Linked DNA regions of Homo sapiens: region 2 is linked to region 1. Evidence: chromatin contacts called from ENCODE Hi-C or POLR2A ChIA-PET data. All regions are on one chromosome and are shown on one strand. The core of a region is the stretch at or near the end of the contact, and the rest is flanking DNA. Distances in the headings are between cores, read along the strand shown.

Region 1 (6,594 bases), core at 2,951-5,450:
ATAATGGTTTGTTGAAGGAATGTATTACTGTGAACCTTAGTTAACCTCTTTGAAATTCATTATGCTCATGGGGTACAAATACCTTCATTACGCAAACTTGTAAATAAAACTAGAAATGTGAAAACACTTTGTAAATTGTAAAACATGCTACGTGTTTTAAAGCTGTATGATACTATGTTGCAAATATGTATAATGTACTACCTCCCTTGTGCTCCTAACAATTGTCTTTCTGGGAATCATGTTTACTCCACTCAAGTCAGAAAAAAACCCTAAAACATCATATTAATGATCCAGTCATATGTAATACAAAAGTAAGTTGATTAGTTAGAAAAAACCCTGAGCCTGATTACTTCCTCTTACCATTTCCCAAAGTGGTTTCTATCATCTTCAGGTTGCCTGTTTTCTACTAAGTAAGCATTAATCGACAACAAATAATTACCCTTTTCTCCTGGCCCAGATTAAATCCTATCTTGTCGCTCGTTATGTATTCATTTATTTTCACCAGTAAATCATTAACTCCTGGAAAGCAGGCATCTTGATCTTTTTATCTTCCGCATCCAATGGCTGTTAGCTGGTACTGAATATTTGTTGGTAGATTTTTTTTAAAAATTTATTTTTATTTTTATTTTTTTGAGACAGCGTCTCACTCCGTGGCCCAGGCTGGAGTGCAGTGGCTCCATCTCGGCTCACTGCAACCTCCACCTCCTGGGTTCAAGCAATTCTCCTGCCTCAGCCTCCTGAGTAGCTGGGACTACAGGTGAGCACCACCACGCCCGGCTAGTTTTTTTTTTTTTGGTTTTTCATTTTTGCATTTTTAGTAGAGACAAAGTTTCACCAGGTTGACCAGGCTGGTCTCGAATTCCAGAACTCAGGCAATCCACCTGCCTTGGCCTCCCAAAGTGCTGGGATTACAGGCGGGAGCCACTGCGCCTGGCCACCTTCGTTGAATAGGTAAATTTATCCTGGAAATTGATGTTACACCTTTATTCATTCCCAAAATGCCACTAGACCGTACATAATTTTATTTAAATACACATATATGATCATTTGTTATATTACTAAATGCTTTATATACTTTAAATAATTTGAAAGGCAAAAGGATCAATATGTAGGGATATTGGATTTCATTTTATCTCCCAAGTTTCTTTCTTTCTTTTTTTTTTTATACAGAGTCTCGCTCTGTCGCCCAGGCTGCAGTGCAGTGGTGTGGTATCGGCTCACTGCAACCTCCACCTCTCGGGTTCAAGTGATTCTCCTGCCTCAGCCTCCCAAGTAGCTGGGACTACAGGGGCCTGCCACCACAATCGGCTAATTTTTGTATTTTCAGTAGAGACAGGGTTTCACCATATTGGCCAGGCTGGTCTCAAACTCCTGACCTTGTGATCCGCCTGCCTTGGCCTCCCAAAGTGCTGGGGTTACAGGCGTGAGCCACTGCGCCCCACCTATCTCCCAAGTTTCTAGTGTTTGTGTTGTTGTAGGCATACCAAATAATGAGTAATAACGAATGAGGCCATTTTACTATTTTTTTTTTTTTGAGATGGAGTCTCGCTCTGTTGCCCAGGCTGGAGTGCAGTGGCACAATCTTGGCTCATGCAACCTCCACCTCCAGGGTTCAAGTGATTCTCCTGCCTTGGCCTCCCAAGGAGCTGGGATTATGGGCACGTGCCACCATGCCCAGCTAATTTTTGTATTTTTAGTTTCACCATGTTGGCCAAGCTGGTCTCGAACTCCTGACTTTGTGATTCGCCCGCCTCGGCTTCCCAAAGTGTTGGATTACAGGCGTGAGCCATCATGCCGGCCCATTTTACTATTTTCTTTGAGAAATGATAACGTAAAGTTATGAATGTCAGCAAGCTTTTTTTCTGATTTTTTAGGTCAACTTTATTTTGTTTGCATCTCTAAATAGTTCTCTGTCTACATCTCGTAAAAGAAGTATGTGCTCATATGTTTCACTCTTTAATTTTGACTTAATTATTAGATACACAAACAAGTCTCTTGATCCTGCCCATAAAACAGTTCCTATAGCTTCTCAGTACTTGTTTTTATATCAACCCTGCCCAGCTCTTATTTTTTTGTTGAGTAAGCTCAGACACATAGAATGGTCTAAGCGTTCTGGAGGATGAGCTCTCTGAAATTAATTTTAAAATAAACTTCTTTAGAATTTGTGATTTTTTGGGTCCATGTCTATACTTCCCAAATCTTCTTTCTTTATAGTGATCAATTTAGATAAATAGAAAAACCTCTCCTGTAGTAGAACAGTTCATGTTGAAAAATAAAAAAACAAAACAAAACCATCTTTGTGGAGGCAGAAGTAATGAGGGGGAAATGCTTTTTGTGTGTATATCCTGTGGTTTTCTCATTCTTTTTTTTTTTTTTTCTTTTTTTGAGACGGAGTCTCCCTCTGTCGCCCAGGCTGGAGTGCAGTGGCCTGATCTTGGCTCACTGCAACTTTTGCCTCCCGGGTTCAAGCGATTCTCCTGTCTCAGCCTCCCGAGTAGCTGGGATTACAGGCGCCCACCACAGCGCCCGGCTAATTTTTTTTTTTTTTGAGACGGAGTCTCGCCCTGTCACCCAGGCTGGAGCGCAGTGGCACGATCTAGGCTCACTGCAACCTCTGCCTCCCGGGTTCAAGCGATTCTCCTGTCTCAGCCTCCCGAGTAGCTGGGATTACAGGCGTTCGCCACCACGTCCAGCTAATTTTTTGTAACTTTAGTAGAGACGGGGGGGGGGGTTTCACCACTTTGGTCAGGCTGGTCTCGAACTCCTGACCTCGTGATCCGCCCGCCTCGGCCTCCCAAAGCGCCTGGATTACAGGCGTGAGCCACCACGCCAGGCCTAAGTTTTGTATTTTTAGTAGAGACGGGGTTTCGCCATGTTGGCCAAGCTGGTCTCGAACTCCTGACCTCAGGTGATCCACCCGCCCCAGCCACCCAAAGTGCTGGGATTACAGGCGCGACCCACCATGCCCGGCCGATTTCCTCATTCATTAATTCACATATCTCGTCTATTAAATGTGTAATACATTGACAATAATCTATTTCACTGCTGCCTTCTAAATTTTCCTTCTGGGCTGGGCGCGGTGGCTCACGCCTGTAATCCCAGCACTTTGGGAGGCCGAGGAGGGCGGATCACGAGGTCAGGAGATCGAGACCACGGCGAAACCCCGTCTCTACTAAAAATACAAAACATTAGCTGGGCGCAGTGGCGGGCGCCTGTAGTCCCAGCTACTCGGGAGGCTGAGGCAGGAGAATGGCGTGAATCCAGAAGGCGGAGCTTGCAGTGAGCCGAGATCGTGCCACTGCACTCCAGCCTGGGCGACAAAGCGAGACTCCGTTTCAAAAAAAAAAAAAATTTTTTTCCTTCTGAGCTCACCTTTATTTCGTACCAAGGGCTTGAGAATTAGATTCGGTTCAAATGGTTTTCAAATTCTAGGTAAAGTACTTCGTCTGCGAACATTAAAATTGTTAAGCAACAATAAAAGGGCCTCTCAGATTGATTTTTTTCACTAACACTAATTTTTCTTAATTTGTTTGTGACGTGCGCTGTATGTAAAAAGTGACGACACTCCTTTCCGTGTGTTTTCAAACACCAAGCAAGTCTGCTGTGCTCCAGGGCGTTTCGCCCTTTGCCAGGTCGCTGTCCCCATTCGCCCCCTCTGAGAGCCTCCATTTCTCAAGGCAATCCCTGTGACACAAACTTTTTACTTTACCAAGATATAAAAGAACCTTGCTTGTTTATTTTAGGCGTCACTCTTCCCCATGATTGTCTCTCACGGTTGAGCGGCGCTGACCTGATGACACCTGCTCACTGCGTTTTCGTTAAACTCAGCATTTTCACGTAGCCAAGACAGGCGATTCCCAGGCTGGATGGGACCTTACTGTAACTGCACGACTCCGCACAAGTCGCTTTGAAAACCAATCTGCAGACGTTTGCTTGTTCTCCAGACAGAAACTCTGACCCCACACTCACCCTTCCCACCCTAATTCTCGCTCGAAGATTGAAGAGCCTGTGAACTGTCTCCCTAACGCTATCCAGGACAGGCCCAAGACGGGAACTGGACCTTGCGCGCCTAGGACTCCGGCGCCGCCACGTCTGTCGGCGTGCGTGACGCCAGCGCGCTTGCGCGCACGGAGACCCGCCCCCTACATCCGGGGCCTGGGCGGCAGCAGGGCCGCCGCGGGGAGGTCACGTGGCTCCTTCCTTTCCGTCTCTGGCCGGCTGGGCGCGGGCGACTGCTGGCGAGGCGCGTGGGACCTTACGCTGGTTCCCCTTCGTCTCCTCTCCCGGCCCGGGCCACTAGAGAGTTCGCTGACGCCGGGTGAGCTGAGCCTGCCGCCAAGATGCCGGCCTATTTTCAGAGGCCGGAAAATGCCCTCAAACGCGCCAACGGTGAGTAGCTGATCGGGGCGCGCCGGGCTGGGGCGGCCCGAGGCCTCCGAGGTCGAGAGCGCGGGCCTGCTTCCCACTGCTCCGCCGCCCGGCCCGCGCGGGGAGAGGAGACCGATGCGGCCTGCCCGCCGCTGTCCCAGCCGGTGGTTGGGCATGGGTTTCCTTCTCACTCTATCGACTGGGGTCTGGGAGGCGCGTAGCCCGGAACCGTCGCCCCAGGGGCCTTTCCTTCCCCCTGCCGCCTCCGGGTGCGTCGCGGGGACCGCAGCCCGGGAGACAGCCCCTACCCGGACTGGAGCTCCCTCCTTGCTGCCTGCGTCCTCTGGCTCTCCAGGTCCCTGGGGCTTTGGTCTGCTTAGGGCCCGCGTCCCCGGCCGCCATCTGGGAGTGCCGGGGAGTAAGAAACATGGCTCCCTCCCGGGGACAATGCACGCGAGAGCCTCGGCTCCACCTCCTGCCCGGGCCGGGAGCCCTACGGACCCACCCCCGGCCTTCCCGCAGCCACCCCCGCTCTCCAAGCCGCGCTCAGTGCTTTGCTGGGTCGGCGTCCACTTACCCTTTACCCAGCTGCTTTATATCCACTTAGGGGCCTCTGACCCATTTAACCTGATTCCTGTTGTTTTGTTTTGTTTTTGTTTTTTCATTTTTCCTGGCATTGATTAGAAGCAGTCCTAAAGCCTGTTTCGAATCACTGGAAGTTGGAATAGAGTTAATGTAAAGGGACTTCAGGTCGCCTCTTAAAGATAACGAAACAGGCCTAGAGAGAGGTTTCCCCAAGGTCACTCCGGGAGTTGTTGAGCCAAGAGACTTAAAACCAACGTCTCTTGACATCCAGATCAGTCCTTTTTTCTCTTTTTTTCTGCCACAGTGCTGCTGTCTGCGATTTCTATTTCTATATGTGTACTTCAGCCATTGGCGCTTGAGGGAAAAACTTGTGTGCCCCGATCTCTCCAAGGCATTTATTACATTGGCGTTCTGGGGATGCACATGTTCTTGGCTAGGCTCTGGGCTTAAGAAACTTTGTGTAGGGTTTTTTTTTTCCCCTCTAACCGGACAATTTTTCTAATCGTTAGGGCATGGATAGCTCTTATTTTCATCCTTCCTTCACCGAAATAGAAGTTTCGGGTTTTACCCATGTTGTAGATGAATATACCTTGTGAGTTACAGTTTTATGTTTGGAGAGCTTATTTTGTTAGCTTCTTTGAAAATTCATCTTATGAAAATGGCAGTTTGAGTCAGCACATAAACTGATAATTTGGCAGAACCAGAGATATGTTGGTCATATACTTTTTAAAGTAAAAGTAACACTTTTTGTCGGGGAGGGAACTGGTCTGTGGAATAGGATAATTCCACATTGTGTGGAATGGAGTAATTGTTTTAAAAACCTATTGAAACTACAACATAGATGTGAGCACTAATTCATTCTAATGATAACCAGTGATCTAATGGTTAGAACAGACAAGCAGTTTTAGGATGTTTATTAATACATCGGAAAGAAGAGATTGAAATGGAACTTTGTCACTATAAACCAAACTGTAGCAAAGTTTATGACTTTTCGTCGTTTCGAAAGTTAGAATTTGTAGTATACAAAATGATTTGCATGAAATTACTACTCTGCATGGCTGTTGTCGATGTTTTACAGTCATTTGCATGCTTTGCCCAACAGGTATTTTTTTTTCCCCGTGCTAGTAGGCCAAAGCATTATAATGGCCTACATATTATATATTTGGTGTGTTCGGGTCTTGTTTCCTTTATCGCTTCTCTTTTTGGAACCTTCATAAGAACTTCATATAGAAAAGATATGTAATGTGCATCAAACATTTTTTTCCTGTTTCTAAATTGACACAGGCTTGATTCATGAAGGGCAGGTTAAGGAAAGGATCTGAAATTAAAGTAGGCAAGATGAGGGACACTGGGGGGGAAACTTGAGTTTTGTTTGTGTAGCTTTTTAAAAAAGACTGTGGTCCCTTGCAGCCCTTTGAAGCTGTTGGATGGGGATGCATGCGTTCCCTTCAGAGTAGAAACTCATACCTTTGGATTGTGAGGGATCCCTTCTCAAAGTGAGCAGATCGTGGATGGTCCAGGGCACTGCTTCCAAAACATAAGTGAAGGATCAAAGGGCATTCCCCTAATTGGAAATAATCTCATTTTATCTAAATGTTTTACATGTAATATTTGTGATCCTAACAATATTTAGACCTAATT
Region 2 (6,986 bases), core at 3,610-6,109, 360 kb before region 1:
GCCTATATGCTGCCATTTGAAACCCTGGCATCCAGTCAACAGTTTGCAGCCACATCGTCAGGTAAAGAGTTTGCAATCATGCTATCAGGTGGACACCAGGAGAAGTGAGAGGAAGAGAAGGTGTGAGCTGGGATGGGTGGGGCAGGCAGAGCGGGCTTCCTGGAGGAGGGGTACAGATGGGCTGGAAGGACAAGTGAGACCAAGACGGCTGAAAGGCAAGAGGGAGCTGGAGGGGGGCTAAGGCCCAGTGCTGGGACTGAGCAGGGGTTTGGGGAAGATGGAGGCTGAGGTCTGGGCCCATGGACTGGGCTCAGGAGACAAAGTGGTGAGATGTGTGAATTTCTGGGCTCCAGAGGAGGGGGAGTGGGTTCTGCGGCTGCTAAGGTAGAATGGGGGACAGACCTGGGGGCCAGAGACTGGCTTCCTCACTGATTGTGGAGGGACCCTCTTAGGCAGGCAGGGCTGGAGCCACCAGAGCCTAGAAATAGCCCTGTGAACCCAGGACCTGCGAGGTCTCCTGGCAAGTCAGGCTCTGCAGTGTCCTGAGCTGCCACCAGCTGGAGGGGACAAGGTAGGCCTAGATGCCGGAGATGCTGCAGTCAAGGGCGTGAAGGAGGCCTAAGACTAGACTCCCAAGACCAAAGATCATTTGTAAGGGAAGCCGCAGCAAGGCCAGAGGCTTCCAGAGGACAGTGGTTTTGTACCCACGGGACAGGTCCTCCGGGAGCAGCAGGCTTTCTCTCAGTGTCCACCAGGGGGCAGCAGAGGGACAGCAGCACCCTGGTCCAGGCTGCAGCAGGAGATCCCAGCTCCAAAGCCAGGGGCCAAGGTGGGTGTCTGGGGTCTGGGGGTGGGACTGGGGCCCTCTCCGCCTCGTCATCCTCTTAGTACGTCCCATATCCCTGCTGAGATCTCTCAAGACCTGCTTCTCTGATTGCCTGGCCCTGACCTGGGACATTTGGTGATGCTCTGCCCACGGCTGTCTGACCCCTTCTTCTTTCCCTTGTCTCGTTTTGTCGCACCTGACAGATATCTCCCAATGAGACAGCCAAGTATGGCTCACACCCACATTTCCATTTACCCGACCAGTGCTGCACTGCTCCTCCGGTCCCCCCACCCTAGCCCTGGCTGCGATGACCATGTGGCTTTCTCTGAGGCCCCAGCTGCATGGCGGGCCAACAGCTGTGGGGTTAGAGTGTGGGTCTGCTGTACACACAGGACTTCTTCCCACAGCTCTGTGATGTGAGGATGAGGTTGGTGACAGGAAGGGGCCAAGCAGAGGTGTCTGGCTGCAGGAGAGGGGCCTCTGGGGTGAGGAGCCGAGCCAGACCCTCCTGGGGCCGCTTGCGGCGCAGATCTCAGGTCTTCCTGAGCAGAAGCATTGCGACTTTTAATCAACTCCCAGGACTGCTGCTTCCTAAACTCCGGGAGTTGCCTGGGTTGTCAATGCACACGCTGAATCTGCCCCAAAAGTGCCTGCAGATGTAGAGGGGTGGGAAGTGTGGCTCCCCCCTCCCAGGCTCGGTTTGCCCATCTGTGGCTCCGGGTACATGGGATACGGGGTACATCTGTGGCTCCAGGGAGAGGAGAGGAAGTCTGTGGGCTGGCAATTGTGGAGCTGGGTGCTCCGGCCCCTCCTGTCCCTATGAGGCTGGCATTAGAGGGCAGCTGCTTGCAGTGGGGGTGCCAGCACAGCTGTGCTGGGGACCATAAGGAGGAGGGCCCCAAGGGGGCATGGGCTGGACTTGGGGGCTGAGAGCCAGGCAGCAGCAGGAAGTGGCCATCTCCCCACAAAGCCAGCCACTAGTCCTGGTTCCCAGGGAAGGGCCTGAGGGCCGGCATGGGGCGGCCCAGTGGCAGGGGTGCACGGGCGGACTCCACTCCCATATCCCCCACTTCCAATGGCTCCTGTCACTCCTTATCTGGCTTCCAGTCCCCCCATCTGGCCCCACCCACCCAGCTTTTGGGTGGGTCTGACCTCACTATCCCTAGACCCTGTCATGCAGGAGCCAGGCTGGCGTGACCAGCAGTCCATCTAGTGGTGGAAAACTTTGTTATAAGATGTTCAAAGACTGAAATCGTCGCCCCCACCCCCTGTAGCCCTTCGTCTTAAACCAACACCTTAGGATCCAGAGGTGGAGGGAGCAGGAGGCCCACGGGCAGGGGCCGGGGCTTGGCCCAAGGTTGCTTTGTGTCTGGGGCACCAGCTCAGACCATCTCTTCTCCGCCCTGTGTGGACCCCCCCACAGGCTGGATGTGAGGGTGTTCCACACTGTTCCCCTCACCCCTCTTCCCTTGGTTCCTGGGTGTCCCTGCCCCACCCAGGCTTTCTCCTGGAAGTCTCCGCTGACCACCCCAGTCCACAGCAAGGAGTGCCCTCAACTCTAGCTTGGTGGGCTGCAACCCCCACCCCCATGCTCAGACCCCTGTCCCTTCAGCCTGTTTGCTGTTCTGGGGACAGACTGGGGCCAGGCCCAGGGAGGGGAGCCACCAGCTTGAGGGTGGCATCTGGCCACCAGGAGCTCACCATCTTGCAGATGGACTTGGCCTCCTCGGAGAACTTGTGGGAGTACACCTCCTCCGTCTCCAGGACCCGGCGGTCCACCTCCTCCCGCTTCACCTTCTCCTTGCGGCCGCGGAACGGCGACTGGCCCTCGATCATCTCATAGATGAGGCAGCCAAGGCCCCAGTAGTCGGGGCTCAGGCCGTACCTCTGGTTGTTCAGGACCTCTGGAGCTGGGGGCAGAGGAGAGGAGAGAGGAGTGAGGAGGAGGGAGACAGCTGGTGGCGCTGCTCACAGAAGGCCTGGAGTTTCATGGCCGCCACCAACTCTTACCCCACCAACTGCTGTGAATACCACCCCCTCCAGGGAGCTTGCCCTGATGACTCTCCTCTGTGCCCCCGAAGGACTTTGACTGTAGCTTTAGAACTCTGACCACCGTGGATGGAGGTGTCCTGCACTCTTGATGTCCCCTCGCCTAGAACATGAGCTACTTTATTCACTACCGTAACAATATGACACCTGGCACAGAACAGGTGCTATCAGTATATTTGTTTCAATGAATAAAGGTGTATCTACCCAAATTAAAGATGATCTTAAATTTATCTGTAATTCAAACAATCTCTTGCTATGTCTTCTGTACCACTTTGATAAACCGAATTACAGATTTACCATAGAAATACAGAAAAGATAGTTCTGCAGCATCAGCACGTATGTCTGGAGGGAAATGCATCCACACATGTGCTGGTTTGCACACAAGAGCCGGGGCAGACAGATGCATGGAACACTCTGCAAAAGGAGACCCAGGCAAATGCACACACAGGTAGGCAGATCTATCATCCACCCATCCATCATCCATCATCCATCCAACCATCCATCCACCCGCCCACCCGCCTACCTATCAATCATCGATCAGCATTCATGTGGGCACACACACACTCACATACACACAGACACACACTCCACAGGTTGCCAAATGTCATGCAATCTGAAAAGGACCCTCTAGCACCAGAGACAAGGCACACCTCCTGTGCAGCTGCTGTCAGTACCAGCCTGACTAGAGGGCGGCAGCGTGCCTGCTCCCCGGGCACGCGCCTCTCAGGGGAAGGAGGGTAGGTGTGTGAAATGCACAGGAGGAAGCCCAGGGCGTGCCCCCAATTGGACGGGGGATTCTAGGGCACAGGACTTAACTCTGGGTCTCTTCCCTGCAACCCCCAGGACGCTGGTCTCAGAGCAGACTGAGGAAAGGTGGCAGGAGCCCAAGGCTGCTCTCTACTGGAATCATGCTTGGTGACACAGCAGCTGTGCGCGCCTCTCATTTGCGGGCTCTTGTGAATTACCTCCTTCCTCTCAAAGGCCTCTCCTCCCAGACCCCTGCTTCAATGTGGCCTCCCCTAGCAGCGCTGTATGCCAGGCCCCGACCCCTAAGAGTGGCTTGGCTTTGGACACAGGTGGGGCTGGGGGCCTGGGAGTGCAGAGAGCTCAGAGCAGTCATCACATCTGGGGCCCCTGTGCTCCCCCTCCCCCTGGCTAAGGCCGCCCCCCAGCAGCCCTGCAGAGACTGTGACTCTGTGTGTGATCAGCAGTGCATGAAGAGGCGAGAGGCTCTGCGGGCAGGCTCTGGGGGCTCGGCCGGCGGTGAGCAGGTGGTGGGTCTCAAGGTGCATTGACACAGGCAGCCCAGCACTCACCCATGTAGCCAACAGTGCCCACCCGGCCGCGGATCAGGTCTCCCTCGGGGATCTTCACAGCCAAGCCCAGGTCTGAGATCCTAATGTGGCCTGAGGGGGACAGCAGGGTCAGTGGGTCCCTGGGACAGCCGCATGGGCACCCGGCCTTGCTGTGTGCCCTTGGGCAAGGCATACGAGCTCTCGGCATTCTCATCTGTCCAAGGACAACAGGGACCCCAATCTGCCATCTCAGAGTGACCACAAGAGCCTTGGGAGAGTGCAGGTGTGGGAGGACACAGGAAAATGCCCACTCTTCAGGAGTGGAACATAAAGATGCAATAGGATGCCTGGACCCGGCTGGACGTTGACCGACCTGCCTAGTCAAAGGCTGAATGGGCTTCCTGGAACGCTGAGGTCAGAGAATCTTGGCTTGGTTCTGGGATTACTTCATGGGAAAAATGTGAGGTTCTTCTGGCATTATGCAACAATTTGCTTAAGGGGAAAAAATTATAAAACGATTTGGGAAGCAGCTCCCCGGCCTGCCTTGTTGGTCTCTGGAGATTGGTTGTTTTTCACTTTAGAGAAACGAGAAGGGAAAACATCTGGTCTGACCTGGCAGAGCCTGGAGATGAATCCCAGCTCACAGCCCAGGACTGAGCCCCCAGAGCGGGAGACGCTGAGCTGAGGCTCCACTTTGGTCTTTGTCCCTCCCACAGCCCACCTGGGCAGGGTCGCGGCCACAACTTACCCCACAGGAAGGAACACGTCCCCTTCCCTTCCCTGCCTATGGACACCAGGGCCCCACCCCCATCCCTCCAGCCTAGATGTCAGCAAGGGCCAGTGTCGAGACCCCGCCAGGCTGGAGCCGTGTGGACTCCCTGGCTCGGTGGGGGCTGACAGTCAGGATAGCAGAGGAGCAGCGTGGGCTTGGTTCTTAGACCAAGGGAGGCACCGGGCACATCCAGAGAGGGGCGGCAGGCCTGGGCCCTCCGACCGCCCCTCCACAGGGCAGTATCCCATGCAGACCTCTCTTCAGGTCATCAGCGACCCGGTTTCTCCCCTCCCTCTACTGGGGGCTGCCAGGTTCTGGGGCCTGGTGGGAGGAGACCCAGTTTCTGCCCTCAGCTCCCCACTGATGCTGCTGGGTGACTTTGGCAGGATGGCTCCCCTGAGGCTCAGTTTTGTCATCTGTTAAATGGGCACAGAGATGCTGCCTTGCCCTTCTCTGTGCAGGTGGGAAGATCTAGTCAGATCAAAGGTGTGGAAACCGGTGGCTCATGCCTGTAATCCCAGCACATAGGGAGGCCAAGGAGGGCAGATCACTTGAGGTCAGGAGTCTGAGACCAGCCTGGTCAACATGGCAAAACCCCATTTCTACCAAAGATACAAAAATTAGCCGGGCGTGGTGGCACGTGCCTGTAATCTCAGCTACTTGGGAGGCTGAGGCAGCAGAATCACTTGAACTTGGGAGGTAGAGGTTGCACTGAGTTGAGATTGCACCACTGCACTCCAGCCTGGGCAACAAGAGTAAAACTACATCTCAAAAAAAAAAAAAAATACAAAAACTAGCCAGGTGTGGTGGCGTGCACCTGTAATCCCAGCTACTTGGGAGGCTGAGGCAGGAGAATCACTTGAACCTGGGAGGCAGAGGTTGCAGTAGGCCGAGATCACGCCATTGCACTCTAGCCTGAGCAAGTGAGACTCTGTCTCAAAAAAAAAAAAAGAAGGTATAGGAACTATTTTCCAGGTGTGAGGCTAAACAGCTGTGAGGGGTACTGTGGTTGTTCTTATTATTCAGTGTCCACAGCCAAGAGAAAATAATGATGGTAATGCACAAACGTAATGCCTGAGACATTTACAGCTGGCTAGACTGACAAGCAATTCCCTCTCAAGCTGTCATGTAGAAGCCTCTCCACCACCCTCTTCCTTCTGGGTGGGCAGGGCAGGGCAGGACGCTTTGTTTCCATTTTACAAACAAGATGAGAGGTGGAGAACTTGATGGAAGTTAAGTATTTGCCCAGCATCTCTGAAATTCTGGACTCCTTGTTCAGTGCACTGTAGAGACCACGCCCGGCCAGAAGTTATTTTAACACTTAGAGCCTTATGGTCAAAGGGAATTTCAAAAACTCTGAATTTCAAAGTCTCTCTGAACACTGCCTGTTCACCAAGCGGAGCTCTGTTCACACTCACAGCTTTCCCCCTTCCCCAGGTACCCAGCACTGAGCAGTGGGAGTGGGGCCCGTGGTCAGCTTCCCCAGCCCTCTCTGAGAATCCCTGGGAGGCCCTTTGCTTTCTTGGGGTTGCAATGCTCACCTCAGCTACCGAGTAGGAAAAGACTTACCATAATCATCTAACAGGATGTTTTCAGGTTTCAGATCTCTGAAAGGAAAAACAACAAGCATCAGAGTGTGGGCATTCTGGGCAGGTAGGATACACTGGCATCTGGGTCGACCCCTCGGGCTAATCAGGCCTGAGTGGCCACAGTGTGTTTCCTTCCCACCTCCTGGCTCAGGCTGTCTGGTTTGAGTCAAAATGATCTTCAGCTAATTTTTCTCCTTCCAGTAATTTAAAGCAACACTGCCGTTTGCCACAGGCATTTCCCAATCCTGGAGGGTGACTGGGAAAGTTAGGAAAAGGCCAGTCATGGCCCCTGTTCACACATCAATGACTGCAGGTCTGAGGATACTCCAAGGCTGAGAAGACCCTGCAGGTCTCAGGAAGCCCTGAAGGCAGAACAGGGCCTGGAATGAAGGGAGCTGTGCAATTGGGAAGAGAGGATCAAAGGGGAGAAGGTGGGGACACAGGAAAAAGACCCC

What was found. Hi-C counts contacts between places; a loop is a spot of excess contacts on that map. ChIA-PET counts read pairs that join two places held with the same protein, here RNA polymerase II (POLR2A). Pooled maps may share reads with other maps.
Region 2: a pooled map shows a loop between it and region 1 (2.0-fold over the local background). The contact joins the enhancer-like site here to the promoter of EIF3A in region 1. A Hi-C loop is called at or near these places in 8 of 50 pooled maps. POLR2A ChIA-PET finds 5 or more read pairs at or near these places in 2 of 52 experiments (AG04450 and GM10248).

Annotation. Positions count from the first base shown.
Region 1 is chr10:119,078,423-119,085,016 of GRCh38, reverse strand. It overlaps EIF3A (eukaryotic translation initiation factor 3 subunit A), which reads left to right and starts at 4,200. Exons shown (of 22, transcript NM_003750.4): 1 at 4,200-4,389. The coding sequence starts at 4,341. RefSeq lists enhancers at 3,986-4,280, 3,708-4,470 and a silencer at 4,476-4,735.
Region 2 is chr10:119,439,294-119,446,279 of GRCh38, reverse strand. It overlaps GRK5 (G protein-coupled receptor kinase 5), which reads right to left. Exons shown (of 16, transcript NM_005308.3): 10 at 6,512-6,549; 11 at 4,192-4,281; 12 at 2,528-2,736. Among named protein-coding and RNA genes, the nearest start is that of MIR4681, 65 kb to the right of the region's middle. RefSeq lists an enhancer at 1,411-2,201. Within about 2 kb of position 4,859, at least 15 of the 41 ENCODE cell types and tissues checked have a DNase peak (open chromatin) inside an H3K27ac peak, as active enhancers do.